Regions from separate parts of the Homo sapiens genome. Here region 1 is linked to region 2. A link is a contact called in ENCODE Hi-C or POLR2A ChIA-PET data. All regions are on one chromosome and are shown on one strand. Each heading gives the region's core, a stretch centred on a gene start or an enhancer-like site at or near the end of the contact. The rest is flanking DNA. Distances are from core to core; before and after follow the strand shown.

Region 1 (2,700 bases), core at 3-2,502, 330 kb before region 2:
CTTGAATCTGGGAGGCAGAGGTTGCAGTGAGCTGAGATTGAGCCACTGCACTCCAGCCTGGGTGACAGAGCGAGACTCTCTCAAAAAACAAACAAACACACAAACAAACAAACAAAAAAATCCCCTCTCTTCTCAGCTACCTGTGGACTGCCTGTTCTAAATAATGTGAGCTCAGGGAATACAGGCTCTTCTGATAATCCAAATAACACATAATTAGTTATGCAAACGTGTCCTAAAAGTTTCCAGGGTGAAGTGGTTAGGTTGCTGTTGCTGAGTAATCCATAGAGTATTACTCTTATGTTGATGTGGGTAACTGACCTTAACTATAAGGAAAATGGTGAACTTTGCACTCTGGAGCAAGGAAAGTGATAGGCTTCTACTTCTCAGGTCATTTGTGCCTTCACTGACCATCCCTCCAGCTGTGAACTCAGGTAGAGGCAGCATATTTATGAGAATCGGATTAGAAAGGAGGCAATCCTTCAAAGATCGGAGGTTGAGAAGACATGTTTGAGTGTGCCCTGCATGGACTTTTATTCCAGGGAGAGTCGAGTAGTTCTCCCTTCATCACACTCTACTGAGATTGTCCTTTGGCAAGAAGAACCAAGCTTAAAGAAAATCTTAAAAGAGCCATTAGGAACCTCTTGGGGCAAGTTCTTCTGGAACCTCTAGCTGCTTAACATCCCAGAAAAAGAAATTCTAGGGTTAGGAAGCTGGAAAGGATTTATAATTTTAGGGGATAGCTGCCCATTTTCCAAATAGTTTTCTGTTTAAAATAGCCAAGTCAGATGCGAATTGAAGGAATCTCTTGACAGGTTGGCTGGCATTGCCCTGTAATTTTTTTCCAGTGTCCAAGTAATGATAATTCTCTATATTTGTAACAAGTTTCATAGTTGTAAAACTCTTTTTTATTGTTATTACTATGTCATTTGATATTCATCAACTCTCTACAGTTGGCAGGTTAGGAATTATTATCTTTTTTAAAATTATTTTTTAAAATAGAGACAGGGTTTCACTGTGTTGGCCAGCCTAGTCGCGAACTCCTGGGCTCAAGAGATCCGCCCACTTCGGCCTCTCAAAGTGCTGGGATTACAGGTGTGAGCCAACACACCCAGCCAGGAATTATTATCTTTACTTTTACATAAGGGAAAACTGGGGCTCATAGACTTTAAGTGGCTGCAAAAATTACTCAGCTAATGAGTAATGGAGACAAGGCTTGATTGGGAGACAGAAGACTTTGGTTTTCGACTATGCACGGGGTGGAGTGTGGGAAGGGAAGGCAGTGTTGTTTCATAAAGGCCTGGACTTAAGCTCTGGTCATGGTTAGGTCAGAGTTCTGAAGCTAGAAAGGAAGTTTCAGCTTTAAACATTTGGCCCTTCCCCCGTTCCAGTGGTTGCCCAACCTCTTTTCAGTCTCTCTTCTAAATATTGTAAGTCAAGACTAATGTTTAGAGAGAGAGCACTTGGGGGCTGTGTGGGGATGGCCACCTGTTATATTTGTGTCCTGCCTACTTGGGGCCTGGCCTGACTCTGGTTTTGCAACTGGCTTCCTGTGTAACCCATTCTTGGTAGTGTCAGACCACTGCCTTCAAGGCTAATTGTGCTTTCCACCTGGTTGAGCCAATAACTTATTTTGTTTTGCCATGCTCCTGGACATATGGGAGTTGCTTATTAGTAGGTGAGAATTGTTTGGGGGCTGCTTAGACCTAGCTAATGTAGAGTCTTGTTTGTACCTTGGTGGGAGCAAGAGCATCAATCCAACTTTTTGTTGAGAGGAAGAGGTATTGGAGAATCATGGAAAAGGCACTCTTTTTTAGTTGAAGAGCTGTTGTTTATGCTGGGCCTTGCTGTTAGCTTTCCAGAGCAATCTTGACCAAGTCCTTGCTCGTTTTTGGGCCATAGCCTGTTCCACAAGAGGTTGGTTTGGCTAACCTCTGAGGGCTATTTCCTGCTCTGAAACTCTGATTTATTCAGAAATGTTATACTCCCCTAACAATGGAGGCTGGTCTGCCCTCCCATGGGTACGGGAATGGTGGCACACATCTCAGAAATGGTTTTGTTCTGTGCGGAACTGAGCCAAATGGACAACTCTACCAGCTCCAAAAAGTTGGAAGTGGTCAGCTGTGTCTGAATTTTGTAAGGGAGCATAACTGGGTGGAGGGGTGAACAGGCATCATTAGAGGCCGGATGTGGATGAGGAGGGAAGAAGTGCCCTGGAGAGGTAGTTCATAGAGAACCCACCAGAAACAGGTGATAAGCTGACATCATGAGGTAGATGGTTTATCCCAGTCTGTGGCCAGGTAGTTCCTGGTCACAAGCAGTTGGTACGCCCTCAGGAATGTGATACCATCACATGGGAATGTGTCACTAGAGCAGCCAAAAGGCTGTGGATGCAGGAAGAGCAGCTCTCTCTTGTCACCATTCCCTCTGTGAAGGGTGGGAGATTCTTAAAATTGGGCCATAGAGACCATATGTGGCAAATGAAAAAAACAATTCACAATGGCAGATAGGACTGGTCCTTTAGAGAAAGGAAAAGTTGTAATGCTTGCCTGATGTCAAAGCATGTGGGGTTGGATTTGCTAGTTCCAATACATTTTAATTTTTTTTCTTGTGGACTTGAAGCAAGGTTTGGAAAAAGGGGGAAATTTGAACTCATGACCTTTGGAAACCAGAATGAAGCTTAATGTTGACTGTTAGAGCTGC
Region 2 (2,700 bases), core at 13-2,512:
TGAAAGCATTGCCCCTCCCATCCTTCATGCCATCAGAATTCATGGTGGAGGGCACTGCATGATGGGAATTCATCATCTTCCTGGCTGTTAGTGGGGACTTCCAGGAGACTGCAAACATGAGGCATTAAGAAACCATCCACCTTCTTTTCACACCTTTCATGTCCCTCATTAGCCTGAAGGTCACAGTTGAACTTAGGGGTCTGGCACTAATTTTTCTTTCTCAAAGTCAACTACTTTCTTCTCCCTTCCTTGTAGCCAATGTGGGAAAGTAGACGAAAACCTCAACATTTGGAGTTAGACCTGAGTGAAAAATCTGCCTTCTCTATTATTTTCTAGTTTTGTTTCCTTAGACAGGTCACTTTATTTCTGTGTGCCTCAGTTTCCTCACCTATAAATAAGAATAATAATACCATACCAGAGAGTTGTTGAATAAATTAGATAATACACATGAAAGAATATCATAAGTACTCCAATAAATGTGAATTTCCTTATTTATTTCCTTCAGCAAGCCCCAAGATGACAGAATGTGGCTTGTGGTCATAACTGTGCCCCAGAGCCAGCTTCATAGGCATATGACTTGTACAGCTTCACAGGGCTCCATGCTTAGAAGGACCCCACACTTAGTTTAATGTTCTGCTGTCATCATCTTGATATTCTTAATTTTTAAATAAAGGGCCTATCGTTTTCATTTTTTACTGGGCCTTGCAAATTATGTAGCTGGTTCTGTATGCCAGGAGAGAAGTTGGAAGTAAAATGGTATTCCAGGACCAGGAGGCATTCTGGCAGAGTGAAAGAACATGTGATTTGGAGTCCATGGGGATGGGTTTAAATTTCAGCTTTCCACTAATTTGCTTTGTGATACTGAGTATTTCCTTTTATCCCTCAGAGGCTCTGTTTCTCAATTTTGACTACGGGTTTTTTCATTAGATAATGTCTCAGTTCTGGTATTCCAGGTTTCCCTCAATTATTCTGGGAAAACCTCCTTGACCCACAGGCAGAGCCTAGGGCAGCCAGGTGCTTTCTACTCTCTCTCTCTCTGCAGCTTGGAAAGTTAGTGTCTGTTGAAGGTCAGCTGGGAGTTGGTGGAGGCAGGGCAGTGGCCTGCTACTATTGCTGCAGTAGCAGACCCTTTCACAACAGCATTGTTTTGTCATTTTGCATCCAGATTTCCGTTGGCTAACCTCAGTCTTATCTTCCTCATTTCTGTTTCCTGTTGAAGACACCAAGGGCCCTTCAAAACACAGAAGCTTCTTGCTCACGGCAGAAAGCCCAATTCCATCTGGCCCCTGCAGGTTGGCTCAGCACTGGGGAATCAGAGTCCCCTCCATGACCAAGGCACCACTCCACTGACAGGTATGGTATCCATTTGCCCTCTCTTCTTGGATTCTCAAGCTGGGGCAGAGTCCATGGCAGCCAAGGGTGGCTTGGATCTGCCCATCCCATTCTCTTCAGACCCTCCTCAGGGATTAAGGTCAAAGGTGGGAGGAAGAAGGCTTCCATTGGCCTTTTATCCTAGAGGTTCTAATGGAGGGGAAAAGGGGATAGGATATTTTCTATCCAATCAGGATGTTTAGGAGATAGTCACATGGAAGTGGAATGGCCTTTGGACCCAGGAGTCAGGAAACCTGAGTAGCAGTCCTGGTTTTACCATTTACCCAATGTGTATCTTTGGGTAAGTCCTTTCTCCAATCTAGGACACAGTTTTTTCACCCCTTTTGCAAAATAAAAAAGTAAAAAGAGGAAAAGAATGATTAGATAGATGCTGTCTAGAGACCCATGGTTATTAGATTCCTAATTTTCATGATTGTCAGCCCTCTGTCAAGAAAGAAGATGAGAGTAATCTTTGCATATGTAACTGTGGGTGGGGCTGAACACATTCAAGAGGAGAGTGCTGGTGGTAATCCATATAGCACTCTCTGAGAGGCATGACTCAAAGATGAAAGCCTCTTTTCTAGTCCAATCTTTGACTCCTAGAGATTCAAAATTGAAAGACTCTTAGAGACTAGGTACATATGGAAGAAACTGAGGTCCAGAAAGAGGAAGAAAGGGACTTGCCCAAAGTCATACAGAGAATCTGTAGCACAGCTGGGTCTGGGCTCCCAGGTCAGTCCTCTTTTTGCTCTATCCTAGGAGGACTGAGACATCAAGCAGCAGGACCTGTCCTGTAACTGACCCAGGACAGGTCCTGCTCATACTAGAGGCAGTCTGGGATTTTTAGGCATGGTCCTGAGGACTTCTTCTTTTCTTCTATTTTTCTTTCAGGTACTTGGCTCACTCTGAGTGTTCAGAGATTCCTAGACACCTACTTACCCCTAATTCTTCTGGTCTATTCCCTCCAATTCCCTCCATAAAAACTGACCCATCCTTTGCATCAACAATAGTGGCTTGATGACGCTCTTCAGTAGAGGATTTTGCATTTCATATGGGGAAAAATGATGTTATTCTAAGTAATATAACAGACCAAGAGAAGAGCTTTCAAATTCCCTTAATATCATCCCATATAGATATTTATGTCTTCTTTCTATGGGTCTGGTGAACATTTCTCAACTGAATGTGATTTTCTTACATACACTCCATTGGAGAGGCATACCAGTCTAGTTTCAGCTCAACCACTAACTCCTTCCATTAATACTGAAGCAATGTTGTCTATAAGGCTCCACAAATTTCAAAGTACTAATAATTTTTAGCCCCTTTCATGCC

The links. Hi-C counts contacts between places; a loop is a spot of excess contacts on that map. ChIA-PET counts read pairs that join two places held with the same protein, here RNA polymerase II (POLR2A). Pooled maps may share reads with other maps.
Region 1: a loop to region 2 is called in a map of CD14-positive monocyte, with 2.0 times the contacts of the local background. The contact joins the enhancer-like site here to the promoter of MIR223HG in region 2. A Hi-C loop is called at or near these places in 6 of 168 maps with a recorded cell type or tissue (B cell, CD14-positive monocyte, CD4-positive, alpha-beta T cell and 3 more), 23 of 37 single-sample maps with no recorded cell type and 11 of 50 pooled maps. POLR2A ChIA-PET finds 5 or more read pairs at or near these places in 4 of 52 experiments (OCI-LY7, activated B cell, activated CD4-positive, alpha-beta T cell and 1 more).

Annotation. Positions count from the first base shown.
Region 1 is chrX:65,687,264-65,689,963 of GRCh38, forward strand. The region is part of intron 1 of MSN (moesin); the gene reads left to right. Among named protein-coding and RNA genes, the nearest start is that of MSN, 21 kb to the left of the region's middle. RefSeq lists a silencer at 1,262-1,311. Within about 2 kb of position 1,253, at least 4 of the 41 ENCODE cell types and tissues checked have a DNase peak (open chromatin) inside an H3K27ac peak, as active enhancers do; they include CD14-positive monocyte and OCI-LY7, where a contact is called at or near this core.
Region 2 is chrX:66,014,199-66,016,898 of GRCh38, forward strand. It overlaps MIR223HG (MIR223 host gene), which reads left to right and starts at 1,263. Exons shown (of 3, transcript NR_170299.1): 1 at 1,263-1,353.